2 separate regions of the Mus musculus genome follow, and region 1 is linked to region 2. Evidence: chromatin loops called from intact Hi-C (ENCODE). Cell type or tissue: gastrocnemius. All regions are shown on one strand. Links, peaks and the distances in the headings refer to the core of each region. The heading gives the core; the rest is flanking DNA.

Region 1 (8,338 bases), core at 245-8,244, 100 kb before region 2:
AACAAAGGCTCCTTAGGAGTACACCCACCAGTGCTGTGGGTACATCCTAAGTACCAGTACATCCCTTTCCTGTTGTTGTGAACCTGACTCTGTGTTCCCTCCCCAGGGCTGTGCTGCCTCTGGGAAGTCCAGCTGTTCCAGGATATTTATGGGAAGTCAAGTTAGGCTTTGGAATATTCTCACTGACGAGATGAAAGGCAAGCTAACAGGCTGTGGCCGATACAGAGAAACAGAAAGGGTAACCCAGAGGTAAGACCATCGAGAGACCAGTCCAGTGTAACTTCCGACTGGATGTTCTATTAATGAGATCAGGATGTTACTGGCATCTATAAAACAAACTCCGAGCAGAGGAGGCATCCTCATGTTTCAGGGAAGCATCTCAGAACAAAATGGCAAGTTCTGTCGGAAGGTACATACTGTATGATTTACCAAGCACGTGGCAGGTACCCAGCACACTTGGCTCTGCAGTTTTCACAGCATCCCACGGGCTTCTGGACACTAGGCTTCCAGGCATCAAGAAGTGGAGGGGAGCGAGGTTGGAGTGGATATGATCAATGAATACATGCATGAAATTGTCAAACAATAAATAAAAGATTTAAAAAAGGAGGCGACAAGGGGCAGACCACATTTAGCTCCTACCCCAGAATGAGGCCAGTAAGGCACTAAGGGTGGGTGGTGACTAGGACTGCCTTCCTTAGGCAGACCTGTAGCTTATAGTGGGAGGACGAAGACAACATTTTCCTTACAAGAGCAAATCACATGGCAAGATCCTTCTCTTAATGAAAAACTATTTCCTTGCTTTTAGTACTCTGCGTTTTCTTACATTTCTGGCAGCTGAACCGCCTGGCTGCAGGCATCCTCTCTCTAAGCATCCTCTCTGTGTGCTTACTTTGTCGGAGCATCTCTGCTTTACAGGAGCAACTTTGGACTGCGTTAACACATGACACTGTCCTGAAGAAACTCATCATGTACATGGACTGTTTCCATCCACAGTCAACTGAGGACGAGAAGAGCGTCCTGGTGTGCCGGGAGACAGCGCCAGCCCTTGCTATCTCAGCGCACCACCTGACAGCCCCGATTTAGTTGGCAATAGAATCTGATAGCAAAGGGTCAGCCCCTGCCCGTACAGTGGGAAGTAAAATTCTCAGGCTAAAGCCAGTCTCCAAGGAGCTTATATCTGGTTAGAGAGATACAATTTGAAGTTGGAATGTTACTTAATTTTCAATTGTTATTTTAAGGGATTTTTTTAAAAAAATTATTTTCATTTCTGTGTCTGTGTGAATGTATGGACATATAAGCACGGAGACCTGTGGAGACCTAAGAGGGCATGGATCCCTTGAGGCTGGAATTACAAACAGCTGAGAAAGAAACTGACTTGGATGCTGGAAACCAAACTCCTATCCTTTGCAAGAGCAGTGTGTGCCCCAGACCACTAAGCCAGCTCTCCAAGCGGACAGTAACTGTCTAGAGTTTAGACGGTTTCTCTTTCCAGTATCACAAGGGTAAAATCAGCCAGTGATAACAGTTGCCATCTAGTACAAAGGGAACAGATCTCTTTATTAACTTAAGTGTGGAGGTGAAACATTACCTCTGCAGACAGGGACAAGTTCCCTCTTCAGTTGCAGAAGGAATTTGGACTCTGTGTTCCTGTAATCATTTCTTAGCTGATGCCCCTGCCTCCCACCTTTCTCCTTTCTTACCTTAGTTCCTCAGAGACAAAATTTTCATTTAGGAGATATCCCATTTACGCTTGCAAAGTTAACCAATAAAAACAAAAGTAGTTTTAATTCCCAGAGCTCCACCCATACCATAATTTTTTTCTTCTATGGAGGAGGTCTTGCTGTGTATTCCAGGCTGGTCTCAAACTCACACCTGCCTGCCTCAGTCTCCTGAGTTTTGGACACATTCATGTGCCAGCATGCCCGCTGAATGGTGTAACATGAGTTTAGTCTATAAATAACATCTTTCTCTTCAGAAAACACTTAAGAAACTTTTATGGAATCTCAGCTTTAACAGTTTACTGAGAGGAGTGGTAGACCCAGGTGTCTTTGTCCTGTCAAGGCAGGCAGGCAGGCAACTTGTGGTGTGGGCTGGCCAGGCCTGCCTGTGACTGACTCTTTAGCACACGAGTCTCTCAGTCGCTCTTCTCTTCTGTTTGGTAATGCCTGTACTCCGGCTTCAGCTCCCATGTGTTCTTGTGAATTCCTTTTACATTCTGAATGCCAATTTCTTTCAAGATTTCTTTCAGGTATCCCTAAAAACCAAACCAAAACAAAAAAAGCACCACAGATGAGGTTATCAAGGCAGGAAGTAACACTTAAAATGAAATACACTAAATACTCACAAGTAACAAAAACTAGCATCCTTAAAACCCAAATGGGGTTCCTATAAAAGGGTTCAACAAACTTTTTCTGATTCTACAATGTTTTGACGCACCAGAGGAGGGCGTCAGATCTCACTATGGATGATTGTGAGCTACCATGTGGGTGCTGGGATTTGAACTCAGAACCTTCGGAAAAGCAGTTAGTGCTCTTACCCACTGAGCCATTTCTCTAGTCCTACAACGTATTCCTCACTAAACACAGGACCATGTGCATCAAAGGCCTGGAAGTCCTAAACAGAGAGGAATCTAGAGGAAAATATACTGTAATGGCTGCTCCATGTTTACTGAATTCAATGGAGGGCAATCTGCTCTTGACTTTAGTGACTTAACAATCAGTCCACAGACTACAATCAACAGTTTTATGAGCATCCATATAAATGACACACCCTGTAGGGATAGGAAATAATAGTCAAGCAAGCAAGCATATGATGAGTACCTACAACTCCTACTTCTGTAAGATATGCTTTTCTTTAAAGACAGGATCTCATTATGCTAGACAGGCCTCAACTGCCAGAGTTCCATGAGCCTCTGTTTTCTGAGTGCAGGGAATAAAATCGTGAGCCACACCCCATCTGACCTAAGATGGATCTTCTGAGTTTCAGACTACCCCTTCCCTGTGGAATAAGGAAAGGGGTAGCCTGAAACTTTGTGTTGCCCGAGCCTGCCATAGCAGAGAGAAGACTAAGAACGAGAGGGCGCAGGCTTCCTGTGCTCGGCTTACATTATTTTATGTCCCCAGAACCTGCTTCCCAAATGATTACTGGAGTCGTGGAAATTAAGACTGTGTTAAGTGGACTACAAAACCCTGCCTTTGTTTGCCAAAGCCCACTGAAGCACCCATTGACCAATAATACAAATGACAGTAACCTCTAGAAAAGAAAGCTAATTATTCACAAGTGATGTGTCCTGCCAACCAACCAACCAACTAACAAACACCCCACCCAATCCAACTTCTGAGTATCTGCTTCAAAGAACTAGGCACAATGTCAAGATGGCTCTTCTCACTGCAGGAGGATATATAATTCACCAAAACGAGAGGCACTAATGGTTGAAGAACTCCTGTCTAGATAATATTTGCACCGAATGCACTACTACCCAAACCACATTATGTGTGAATCTTTAACAAACCCCTGTGTGTGCACATATGGACAGGATTTTACTCTGTAGCCCTGGCTGGCCAGGAACTCTCTTATGAAACCAGCTAGCTTCAAACTCAGACATTTACCTGCCTCTGCTTTCAGAGTACTGGGATTAAAGGCATTTGCCACTATGACCCCTCCCTTTATAAATAGGGTCTGACAATACAGCCTAGGCTAGCCTGCAACATTCTATGTAGACCAGGCTTGCCCTAAACTAGGGGAGATCTCCCTGGCTCTGCCTCCAAGTGCCACCAGACCCAAACTGTCCTTGTTTTTTTGAGACATGGTGTCATTAGGCGGTCCAGACTGAGCTCAAATTTGTGTTCTTCCTTTCTCTGTCCAAGTCCCTAGCCAAGATTCTGAAGATCACGCTATCTGCTCCGAGGCTGTTACAGCTCCCACACTCCAGGGATTTTGAGCTCTTGATATCCTTTGTTCTCAGAACCTCAAGGGGCCATGTTACCAAATAGTCAAATCCCTACCTGCTGATCTGAAACAATGGAGCACAATCCATTAACCCACAGATAGGCTGCCATCTAGAAGTTTGTTTCTTTTTGAGACAAGGTCTCACTATGTAACTCTGGCTGTTCTGAAACTCTCTCTGTAGACCAGGCTGGCCTGGAACTGAGAGATCAGCCTGCCTCTGCCTCCACCTCCTGAGTACTGGAATTAAAGGCATGCACCACTACTACCAGGCTTGTCTTTTAGAAATGTAACAGCAGAGACTAGAGCTCGGTGAGGTCACTGGAAAGCTTAGCATCTGTCTATTGGACAGCCTTCCACAAACAGGCCCCAGCAGGTGGCAGCAACGAGCTCAATGAGGCCTGGGTTCCCCAGGCGGTTTGCCTGCCTCCCACACCTTCTATAGTTGGCTTTGCTAAAGGCATGAGTGTGAATGAGTAAGCATTTAGGCTTGGGCAAGCAGGTAATGTGCACGTCTGCCATCTGCTATTTCAAATTACACTTGAAAAATGGGGCACTGTTCATAAACTACTTTCTAATTAAACTGGATTCATAAATGGAAAATGATGGGTTAGGCACAAATGATTTTCAGTTTAGGTGCCAAGAATGACATCTTTGTAAAATTCCAAAGAATGGTTCATTGTGAGGCTGCTAAGATCCTGTTGCACAAACAATCACACAGTTGTGGATGGATAGCAGTGGCCCAAACACAAACAGCAATCACCAGGAGCATTTCAGCAACCCAGAAAAAAGCAGCTCTTCTAACTCCGAGTTCTGTGCTTATCTGTAATCTTAGCCAAGAAAACAGAAAAGCCAGAAGAGGGGTCAACATGACATGGTAAGAAAGTCTTCACTGGGGTGGAGAGAGGGTTCAGTGATGAGAGGCTAAGCTCACAACCAAAAAAGTTTTCATTCTACAAACCAGCCGTTCCCATGCACTCCTCTTTCTCTTGGTAATGTAGCCCACGGACTCACTACAAGGAGGGAATGAGATGACCACATTCTACTCACCTGGTCAAGTAACAAAACAGAATCAGAACCATAGCACCTGACTAGGCCACAACTCTGCAGGGTTGTTTTCAAATTTCCTTAAATTTTAGGAAGTTTTAGGACTAGGTGCAAGCAGCCTGTGATTTAGTTTCTCTGCTGCCAGCCAGCCAGCCAATGCAGTTCTTTTCTTCTCCAGCTCTACCAAACCTAAGAAGCCTGATCTGCATTTTGTCAGATATTTCAGTGATAAGCATTATTTACATAATAATAACTCAACTGAACTTGATTAAGAACAGCTCAGACAGGGAGATTACCACTCCTAAGGCTTTCAGTAAGTTAATCACAAACCCTGCTTGGCATCTAGTTACAAAAACTGGCCCTAAAAGCTTAAAGCAAGTGCCCACTGTGTGCCCAGGTGGTGCAGGGGAATGTGTGTCTTCTGGGGTACCACAAGAGGAAGGGCGTTGTTATAGACAGAATTTTCTGTGCGAGTAAGTTGACTCCTTTCAGAGCAGTGGAGAGAACAAAGGACTTCCTTACTTATGAGGCAGTCAGTGACTGGAGGCACAGGCTTGCTCATTAAGAAATCAAGTACACACAGGAGTCAGCAGCCAGAGAGGGCCAGATGCTCTCAGCCCTCCAGACAGAATAAACTGGGAACAGGAGGGAAGGTGCTGCCCGGCTTCTGTGCAGCAAGGGCCTGCAGCTATCTTCTTTCCTCCTCACTGCTGCCCCACCCCTATCCTGGGTCTTCTCTGGGTTCCACTGCTGTGTTTCTTCCTCTGAAAACTCTAAGCAGCCAACAGATGGGAAGTGAAAATGGTCAAAGGATAAAACCCTGCCTGTCTCTACATTTCATTCAAACCTTGAAAACCCAGATAATTATTGCATTAATATCTGTGTGCTAAAAAAGACTCATCTGTCTGCAGTGGCAAGTGTCTTATCGGTCTGAAGGTTTCAGATAAAGTTCACTTTCTTTTTAATTTTAAAACAATGTCTCCGTGTATAGCCCTGGCTGGTCTCTGCCCCCCAAATGCTGGGATTAGAAGTGGCTCCTTTAACTTTGGTTAAAGGCAGTATTGAAGACAATGTTGGAATAGTTCCTTGTATATGTAACAGGCTGAACTTGGACTCTAATGGTTTAATTTGGGACAAAACAACCCATTACATATACCTGAAATCATTAACCACTGGGAAACAGACAGCCAAGTCTTAATAAAGGAGAACATGTCACTTATTCTGAAAAATAGCTGAATATGAATTCTTATTCAGGATGAGGTGTAGGGCAGAAAGCAGATCTACAGTTGTCTAGGATTTGCGGTGAGTGACTGCTAATGGCAGGAGATTTGGGGTGTATGTGGAGCTGCTCTGAAGCTGATTGTGGTGATGGTTGTGACTTTCAGTACTAAGGTACACTGATCTTACAGTCCACACAGAGTTTATTCTACAAACAAGGCTTTAAATTAGGAAGAATGATTTGAAATAAAACTTCATGCGCTGGCAAATCTTTTAGGAGGCTGAGGCAGGGAAGAAGCCATGTATGAGCCAGGCTAGACTATTCACTGAGTTCAAGGCTGCCTGGACTACACAGTGAAAAAAGGAAGAAAAGTTAATTTTCCAGCCCAGCAGTTTGTGTGGCTCTACATGTTATCAATAATTAAAGTTACGGAGAGTTCCAGTCTAGAAATAAGGCTCTCTGATGCTGCAACAGTCTTGCTCAGGCAGCTGAGGTGAGATTGGGAGACCCCAGATGCAGAGCCCTGGCTGCTTTTTCTCTTTGCTGCTAATGCTTCTTGAACAGAGCCCAACATAAACAAGACTCTCTCATGAAGAAAACTGGTCCCATATGACAGCAAGCCTGAAAACTCACCTCTGCAGCTTGTCTGGGAACTAAAAAGCCAGCAGAGGGCAGCTACTGATCTCACAGTTTTACCTTTACACTTTCAAACTGAGTGGACAGGCGGCTCATTAAGAACACTGGCTGCTCTTTCAGGGGACCCAAGTTCAGTTCCCAGTCCCTACACTAGTAGCTCACAACCATATGAATGTCAGTCAGGTCCAGGGGATCAGACACCTTCTCTCCTGGTCTCTGCAAGAACACGCACAGCACTCTTTACCCTGGTTACCAGTTATAGGGAAATTCCATTCATATTTTGCTCACATTGAGCTTGTGCTCTATTTTCTGCACATCTGACCACCATCAATGACACTACTTAAAAAGCAGAAAGGAACCTCATATTGTGAGAAAAACACATTTCGCCTCCTCATTAAAAAGGTATTTCATTGTTAGAAAACATTTCCTGGCTTGTCCACAGATCTATCTGTGCTGGAATAAACATCAGGACACAATAATGAGTTTCCTCTTCAGCTGAGGTTAGAACAACTGTGTCCAAGCCGCAGTACTGCCCCAGGCCTGTTAGGTTAGAAATTAGCTGTCTCTATGCAGCAATCTTTACTTAAGAACTGAAGCTGGAAGCCAGGATTTGTAGTTCAGAGCTTGAAGAAGACATGGGGATTTCCGTCTGGCTTGAGCACCTTTTATGTGAATGGGTGGCATTTGGCCTGTATGTATGCCTATCAGATACCCTAGAAATGTCGTTAGACATTGTGAAGCAGCATATGGGTACTGGGACTCAAACCTAGGACCCCTAACATAAGTACTCTAATCATGGGGCCATCTCTCCAGCCACAAATTTATTTATTTTCATTTTAGGCATATACTTGCCTGCATATATCTATGTTCATCACACGCGTGCCTGGTACTCTTAGAAGCTAGAGGAGGGCAGTGGATCCCCTGGACCTAAAGTTGTGAGCTGTCATGTGGTTGCTGGGAACCGAACCTGGGCTCTCTGAAGAGTAATCAGTGTGCTCTTAACTGCTGAGCCACTTCTGCAGATCTTTACTATTTATTCTGATCTTTACTTAGGCCTATCTGAAAAGGAAGCATGAGTCCTGGGCCAATCCCACTCAGATGCTGATACAGTGCCGTAACTGCTTTGTTTATAGAACACCAACTTTGCAAAGAAGCAACTGTTTGTTGGGCAGGACTATGTAACTATGGGCACTAAGTTGTACTTAGATTTTCCCGTGTCTCAAACCTACTCTATAAAACCTATGCCAATTATTCAACTGTCTGTTCTGAACAAAAGGTGGCACACTGGGGGCTGGCGAGATGGCTCAGTGGTAGAGGTACTGTAGCAAGTCTGATGACCTGATTTTGATCCACTGAATCTACATGGTGGACAGAACTGATTTTCCTACACTATCCTCAAACTTCTACATGTGCACCCACACATACAAAATGGCTTGTATTTTTAAAGGAAATGTTATGTGTGCTTCTATTTCAGAGATAAAACATGGAGGA
Region 2 (8,338 bases), core at 262-8,261:
CTAGCCAACACTATCAGCCCATCAGGCAGGACATGCCCTCTGGTTTAAGAGTAGCATGTCTGATACAGGAATATCAACAGCTCTTTGAATGGACAAGGCCCTTTCCACAAGAGGGGAATTCAAACCTGATACTGTAAACGTGATTGAAAACCCAAGGTTGATGGAGCTGAAAAGACAGCTCAGGGGGAGGGGCAGCCTTGAGTTGTGTACTCACTGAGGAGCTATGAGGCTCTAACAAATAGTTCCAAACACATGGTCATACAGATGATCCTGGATAAACACAGTAGACCTCTCAAAGAGCAAACCAAACACAAAACAGTAAGATCATTAATGTGGGAAAGGAGGAGTGATATGGGTGGTAGATTAAAGAAGTGAGGTTCTCAGAATGCATGTTATACATGAATGAAATTATCAAAGAACCGAGTAAAAGTTTAAAGACACAAGCTAATGAAAATAGCTAAATCCATAAAGAACTATATATAAACAAGCATCTTGTCAAATACGACAAATAGAAGGCACAGGGTCCTTGTGCTCACAGATCAGCACTAGGGAAACCGGGAATGTTAAACACCCAGGGTTGTCCCTTCAAGAGAACAGAAGCATAATCTGTTTTCCACTCAGAAAGTTGGGAATGGATTAATTAATAGCCTGGTGACATGTGGTATTCACTACACAGCCAGACAACATCTGACTCCCCTAGACTCTTGCATTATCTCAGTCATTCCTCCTTAGATCTTTATCATGAGCATTTTCCTCAGTCAATAGAACCCACCTGTGGTAGTTTGAATGCGAATGGCCCATATAAACTCAAAGATTTGAATATTCACCGGGGAGTAGCATTATTTAAAAGAATTAGTAGGCGTGGCCTTGTTGGAGGAAGTTTGACACTGGGGATAAGCTTTGAGGTTCTAAAAAGCCCATTTCAAATCCAGTCTCTCTCATCCTGATGCCTACAGGTTCAACTATAAAACTCTCAACTACTTCTCTAGCACTGTGCCACCATGCTCCTAACCATGAGAATGGACTAAATCTCTGAAACCTCTGTAATTAAATACTTTGCCTTTATAAGAGCTGCCTTGGTCACAGTGCCTTGGTCACAGTGTCTCTTCACAGCAATAGACACCACTAAGACACAGTTGGTACCAGGGACTGGGCTGTTCGAATGTGGTCTTTGGGTTAGAAAAGCAGTTGAATGATGTAAGTGCAGTGAACTATGTGGGCAGGCCTAGCTCACAAGCTTTCCGAAGAGATGAATGTTAGGATGTGGCCTAGAAACTGTTCTTGTTCTGTTCTTGATATTTCAGTGAAGAATGTGGCTTTCTGAACACAAAAGTCCCAGAAAAAAACTAAAATGAAGGTTTGACCCAGGTGGTGGTAAATGGAGGAAGAAGTGCACATGTGGAGCTGTCAGAACTGATAGCAGGGGGAGTGACTGGAGGTGGGCAACAGTGGAAAAAGGTGGGTTAAAGATCAGACTGCCGTTTCCAGTTTGGAAAACTAGAAAATCACCCAGACGCAATTAGGGAACAAGGAGGGGTAATTCCTTTTTACATAATTACTGCAGCAATTTAGCTAGAATGAGGACAGATTAATGAGCTCTGACAGGTTAACTTCACTGGAAGCAAAAGCTGTTGTTGAAAAAGTTTTTTTAAAAGTAAATATATAGCCGGGTGGTGGCGCACGCCTTTAACCCCAGCACTCAGGAGGCAGAGGCAGGCAGATTTCTGAGTTCGAGGCCTGGTCTACAAAGTGAGTTCCAGGACAGCCAGGGCTACACAGAGAAACCCGTCTTGAAAAAAAAAAAATTAAATACATATTCCTTTGCCTTTGTATGTGTTAATGAAGTAAACAAGACTTTATTGTTCCACATTAAAACTATCATGTATCTTTTGTCTAAAGATCTGTGGCCAAAATGGACAACACCAACTAGTTTTATAACAGTATCTCCAGAAAGCAATGAGGTAAACACCTGGCCCAACCTTCAGAGTTTATTAAAATACTACATATTTCCCCTTCCTCCTTCACTACTCTGAGCCATTTCCCAACACCCACAACACTTCAAGCTCCACTCATTCTTCTTGCTAAAAAAAAAAAAAAAAAAAAAAAGGCGGGTGTAGTGGCCAACACCTTTAATTCCAGCATTCAGGATGCAGAGGCAAGAGGATCTCTTGAGTTCCAGGCCAGCCTGGTCTAGAAAGTGAGTCCAGAACAGCCAGGACTCTGTTACACAGAGACTCAAGACAACTCCTCCCCCACCCCCACCCCACCCCCAAAAAATCACATCTCTGTTCTTCACTTTCAAAGTATTTCTTGGATCTGACACCAAAAAGGCATAAGTTCTTACTGTCATTGATAGACAGTTAAGGGCTGGAGAGATGGCTCAGAGGTTAAGAGCACTGACTGCTCTTGCAGAGGTCCTGAGTTCAATTCCCAGCAACCACATCATGGCTCACAACCATCTGTAATGGGATCTGATGTCCTCTTCTGGTGTGTCTGAAGATAGCTACAGTGTACTCGTATACATAAAATAAATAAATAAATAAAGTTTAAAAAAAAAAAAGATAGACAATTAAGAAAACCAAACAAATACTATGAAATCATCAACCACACTGGAGGGTTTCTGCTGCCTGAACAATTAAGCTCAAAAGCCATTGGTTCATGGGATAAATTCCTAGAAATTGATGAGACTGCTGAGATCAGGGCAAGAATATTTTATTTATTATTCATCTTTTACTCTCATTATCCCAATCCTCAGCTGAGTCAGTCAGTGGCTGACTCTGTCTCACTCTGTGTGCCTGTGCCTGTCTATGATGGCAGCAGTAAGAACTAAAAACAATGCGGAGCTAGCTATAAAGTACCTACCAGGGAATAGTGACTTACAACTCCATTTTGTAGTGCGCAGCATTACTGTGTAATGTGTATACTGCTTATGTTGCTCTATGTATAGATACACATAAACACTGTCTTTCCAACAGTTTGTGCCAATTTAAATGCTGTCAGCAGTGTAAATTTATTTTGAATTCATTCGGTTTTTATCTCATTGATTTATTTGCAGACATTTATTATTAATAGGCCCCAAATGATCTGAGATATTAAGTCTATTAAGAAATAAAGCTAGAAATCAAGTATCTCTGAAAAGACATAGAAGTATAGGACTCAAGATTATAGGTAAAATGCAGCACAAACAGAGAAAACTGAGGTGCTCTGAGGCAAGATGTAGAAGAAGCTAAAGCAGACTGTAAACTCAGGTGGGAAGGTGGATGCCCAAAAGCGCAAAATAATCCAAGTACAGGGGGAATCAGGACATCTCAAAAACTTACTTACATAAATAGCCCTATGTCCAACTGTCTAACTTAGGAGTCACTCAGCACGGTCACAGCTGCACTCTCTGTTTCTCAGGTACTAAATGGGAACCAAATTTGAGGAGAGTTGCCCCCGATCCCAGCTGCATGCTTCTTCCCTCCCTTCTGCTTCTGTCTCTCCACCCCACAGCCTATCTGTGCAGAGATGACCCAGCTTACTGTGTAGATCTTCCTAGCTTCTGGCCTATGCTGCAGCACTCTCTCCTTGGCCTCAGGAAAACTGGAATAGAGAGGTCCACTTGCACCACGTAGTGCCTACTGTACAGTCTGTTTGTGATATATGCTATGACTTACCAACTAGGCACTTTAAATATATAAAGTGAACTCGAGGAATTAATACATTCCCTTTTAACAGATAAGAAGACGGGGGGGGGGGGGGAGTAAGTAACTGTGTTTGTTTAAATAGGTTCAGCCCTTCATAGGCCCATGGAGAGTGCCACTATTAGGAAGTGTGGCCTCGTTAGAGTAGGTGTGGCCTTGCTGGAGGAAGTGTGACACTGTGGGGTTAGGCTTTAAGGACTCCCAATGCTCACGCTCTACCCAGTGTGAAATTTCAGAGCCTCTTCCTGGCTGCCTTCAGATCAAGATGTTTAATCCTCAGCTCCTTCTAGAGCACCAAGTCTGCCTGGATGCTGCCATGCTTCCTGCCATGATGATAATGGACTGAACCTCTGAACCTGTAAGCCAGCCCCAACTGAATGTTGTCCTTTATAATAATTGCTTTAGTCATAGTGTCTCTTCATAGCAATGAAACCCCAACAAAGACAGTAACTTATCCCAAAATACACAGCTAGTTGGTGACAAGGTTAGGATTGAACCTCCAACCTGACTTCTGGGTAGATTCATACACCTAACTAGTGTACCATACTGCCCTTCTAAACCCTTTATTCTTGTTTTAAAAATTCAATACCACACATCCCCCAACACATATACACAGGCAACTGTAAACTGGATATGTCTCCTCTTAAGAATCAATAACTGATCATACATCTTGTAGTCACAAAAATATTAAAATAGTTTACCTGGAATGTTCTCTCAATAGTCCTAAATCACTCAAATGTCCCATGCTCCTCATGGGTGTCTACTGAAACACTCCTCCCACCATTCCACTGGGTGAACTTAGCTGCTCACTCTCTCTAAGAGCAACGAAACATGAGGTCTGCACTGTGAGCTAACTGGTAAAAAGAAGAGTGAGGCCATCACCTCAATTCATTCTAAACAAGCACCTGTTATTGGAGACGTCAGTTTACAACCATAAAAATCTGATGACTTAAAATATGCAGGATATCGACTGAAACTCTAGTAATTTAGTCACATGCACTGTTAAGCTACTCCTCAGCCAGTCTACATTTACCAAGAGTGAACTTAGTACTTATGTATCAGCTAGGAATATGAGCAAGGCACACAGAAGAATGCAGTCTACTGGGGGCCAGCTGTTTTCAAGCATCTCTCCAGCAATCCCAGGGAACTGGGATTAATATAGCTGTGCTATTAGTAAAGAGGCTCCATCTTCTATAAGGTAGGACTATGTGTCATTTTGGGTAGATAGACACCAACTAAAAGACTGCCCTCCCTCCTTAAAGGAAATTCTGGCATGTTTACTTTCTCTTCACTGTAATTTATTCAAGTGATTTCAAGTTACTTCTACTAAGGATTTCTTTCTAAAAAGACCCAAGGAACAGGGGACTAGCCATGTAGTCAAGGGAAGAGATAAAGGAAAACAGTGATAATAAACCAAAGCCTTGAGCCTCACTCAACAGCGAATGACAACACAATCCCAGTTCTGTGCTATGTTCTGAAATTAGCAACCCCAAGCCTAAGGAGTCTGAGAATTCAGTGGAATAAACAAAGATGCTTCAAAATTGCATCCATATGTTACATATCCAAAATAATCAGGATGCAATCTAGAGGCTTCCACACCAAACTGTCACCACCTCCAAAGAGTGTGAATGGGAAATACAGATGACTTTTTTATTTTGTATTAAGGTGATTTTTTTTTAAATACAACAAAAGGGAATGTATTACTTATGTAAAAAAAAAAAAAAAACAACTCACATATACACAGTCTTTCTATGGGACTTCGTGTGTGCAAAGGCCAACAATACAATTTTGTTCGTAAAAACTTGGGCTGGTAACACATGACACACACATTGCACAAAATAACATTTAGGTAACCACCATTTATTATCAAAACTAGGATACTCAGGGACATGAAACTGGACACTTCAATAACTACCCAGGGAAAGCTATCAATTGGGACTGATCCAAGCAAGCCTGTAGGTATGGCTAACCTATGAATAGTAGATGCAATTATGTAAGCCATCTGCTTTAAAATATAGGGAATAGGTAGCTTGAAATTTCCTACCAATGTGCAAGGAGTAGTGGAGTTGGCCTGGTCTAGCTGCCTTGAGAGGCATGCATCATAGGTTTTTCAAGTTAGATTCCATGGCTGCTGGGGCACTAGTTCCTGAAAAAGCAAGGCACTGCCTTAGACAGTGAAGACTTCAGGCCATCTGTGTATCTCTTAGAAATCAGTGAAAGCACATAGGACAGTGGTTCTCAGGTTTCCGTGCCATAACCCTTTAAAACACAGTTCCTCATCTTGTAATGACCATAAAAAGATCTTCACAAATGTAATTTTGCTACGGTTATGAACTGTAATGTAAAACATACCCATTTCGGATGGTCTTAGGTGATCCCTGTAAAAGGATCATCCAAGCCCCAAAGGGTCGAACTACTGATATAGAAGCTTGGCTGAAAAATTAGTATGGCCCATGTAGCTTGCAAACATGATTGTATCCTGGCAACCACCATTATATTTTGTTTTGATAGGTGTATAAAAAGTTTGATGGCTTCAGCTGTCTCAGTCTTGCTGAGTTGTTCTGACTGACAGGCATTCCCTCTGACCACAATCAGTACCCCAGGTCGGTAAGTAAGACCGACACTTACACCAATGAAGAACTCAAGTACAGCCATCTCCACTTGAACATCACCTCTAACATCTCATTTCAGTGATCAATGCAGTACTAGGGGCTCCCCGTCTTCCCTGAACCTAGTTCCTGTATGTCTCAGTCTGTCACACTAAGAGAGATCAGACATTCCTCCAACAAGCATGGTCTTTGTACAGGTTTACAGGAATGTAATCTTTGAGTTTTCAAAGTCCTAAGCTTGTATTGTCTTATAATCTGCCCTATGGATTGGAGAACCATTAATGCTAACATTCACACTTCACAAACAAGAAAGCTAAGGCTTAAAGGTAAGTCCCAAAACCAACCACCACACACAAGTCCCACCAGAGGACAAGGGGCCAGTGTATAAATGCACAACCACACAAGAAACAAAGAACTTCAAGACAGAACTTCAAGTAAGACAAAGTGTAGGCAAAATGTTTTTGTGCACTATGTAAAGATTATCCTTGTAGCATTCAAATGCTGATTTCTCTGCCCCATATCTTGTTGCCATCTGGACATGGCATTATAATGCTTATTCCAACTATCTTCTGTCTCAAGTTTGTGTAAACATTGCTCCCCATTTATTCTCTGAGTTGTCAATAAAAGCTGATCAGCCAATGGCTGGGCAGAACTTCCACCAGTGGGGTGTGGGGTGGGGATGGGGATCCGGAAGGAAGGGGTCCTAGAGACATCATGGGAGAATACACCCACAGCCCAGAGAGCCAAGCCAATAATAAAATGCAAGTACCTTGGGGATTTGGGCTGGGAGGGAGTCAGATTAGCTTAAAGGATTAAAACAGATCAATGACTACCCAGGAATTGTGTAGTAAAGCTCCATTAAAAAAACAATCTAGTGTCGCGCAGGCAGTGCTGGCACATGCCTTTAATCCCAGCACTTGGGAGGCAGAGGCGGGTGGATTTCTGAGTTCAAGGACAGCCTGGTCTACAGAGTGAGTTCCAGGACAGCCAGAGCTATACAGAGAAACCTTGTTTGGGGGTGGGGGGGGGGAGGAGGAAGAAAAAAAATCTAGTGTCTCTGTCGCATTCATTTGATAGCTAGTCAGGGATAGAGAAATACTGTGACTTTTTAAAAGGAATTTACAACAAAGAACTAAGGGGAGAAAAAATGAAAAGTATCAAGTTTCTTAAAGATAAGTCTCATCAAGTAAGAAAACTAAAAAATTTAACTCCAGAACTATGTGTCTTTCTTGAGGCAGCTTTAAAATGGTCCCTGAAAAGTTGAATTCTCAGATACTTCTGACAGAACCAGGAAGTAATTACTAAGCTTGAGAGTCTCTTGAGACACCAAAGCAGGAATATAGAAGAGATTGAACATTTGGCATTTAAAGCTAGAAGAGATGAGGCCACTTTAAAAAAAAAAGTGAAAAGAGACAAGAACTGATGACTGAGAGGAGGGATCATGTAAACTAAGATGCTGAGATGGGGCATCCAGGAGCCTAGCAAAAGGTCCATAGGAGACAATGAAGGAAGAGGGCAGCAGAGTGCTGTCCTGATGGGATGGGATACCAGTTTTACGGCCTTGTCAAGTCTGATGCGGGTCAATCAAGACAGCTGCTATATAAGATGTGTAATAAAAATTTTTACAGGGAAAAAGAAAATTGGTGTTGAAATCTGTTTCTAGCCCTTGAATTTGGTTTTGGCCAATAAGACTTTAGCGAACAGACAGAAGTACCCTTGTACTTGTAGGCCCTCTTTTGCAACTGTGAACTCTCACCACCATATGAAAGAATATGCTGGAGATGAAACAGATGACTCCTGCCCAGCTGATACCAAGCCACTCAATGTTTAACAAGGCCAGGCCAGTCAAGAAGGCCTTCCAGCTCAGCCCTGACCAGAAAAAAAAATCCAGAAAATTCTGAACAAATAAAATATTTTTTGTTCTAAGTGACTAAAAATTTTTAAGTTTTGTTATGAAACAAAAACTAATTGATAAAGGTGGGGACATTAGTAACAGATGACAGCTATTTCAATGAAGTACTAGGCTTGAGAATCTCAGTGGAGTTG

Evidence for each region. A loop is a pair of places that touch in the nucleus more often than their neighbours do. Peaks named below come from ENCODE experiments on the same cell type or tissue, not always from the same donor. Only the 100,000 strongest peaks of a DNase experiment are listed, where the experiment ranks them.
Region 1: it touches region 2 in a loop (2.3-fold over the local background); 2 of 42 quality-filtered maps call a loop at or near these places.

The regions. Positions count from the first base shown.
Region 1 is chr14:75,895,400-75,903,737 of GRCm38, forward strand. It overlaps Gtf2f2 (general transcription factor IIF, polypeptide 2), which reads right to left. Exons shown (of 8, transcript NM_026816.3): 8 at 1,538-2,254. The coding sequence ends at 2,135. Gm52138 (a long non-coding RNA gene) reads left to right here. Exons shown (of 3, transcript XR_003951201.1): 3 at 1-1,471. Among named protein-coding and RNA genes, the nearest start is that of Gm52138, 8.9 kb to the left of the region's middle. In gastrocnemius, for the core only: a CTCF peak has its summit at 4,323 (motif pointing right); a DNase peak (open chromatin) is centred at 4,330; H3K27ac peaks cover 1,489 bases.
Region 2 is chr14:75,998,110-76,006,447 of GRCm38, forward strand. All of the region lies in intron 2 of Gtf2f2 (general transcription factor IIF, polypeptide 2), which reads right to left. Among named protein-coding and RNA genes, the nearest start is that of Gm36429, 8.5 kb to the right of the region's middle. In gastrocnemius, for the core only: no CTCF peak of the experiment used is centred there; no DNase peak of the experiment used is centred there.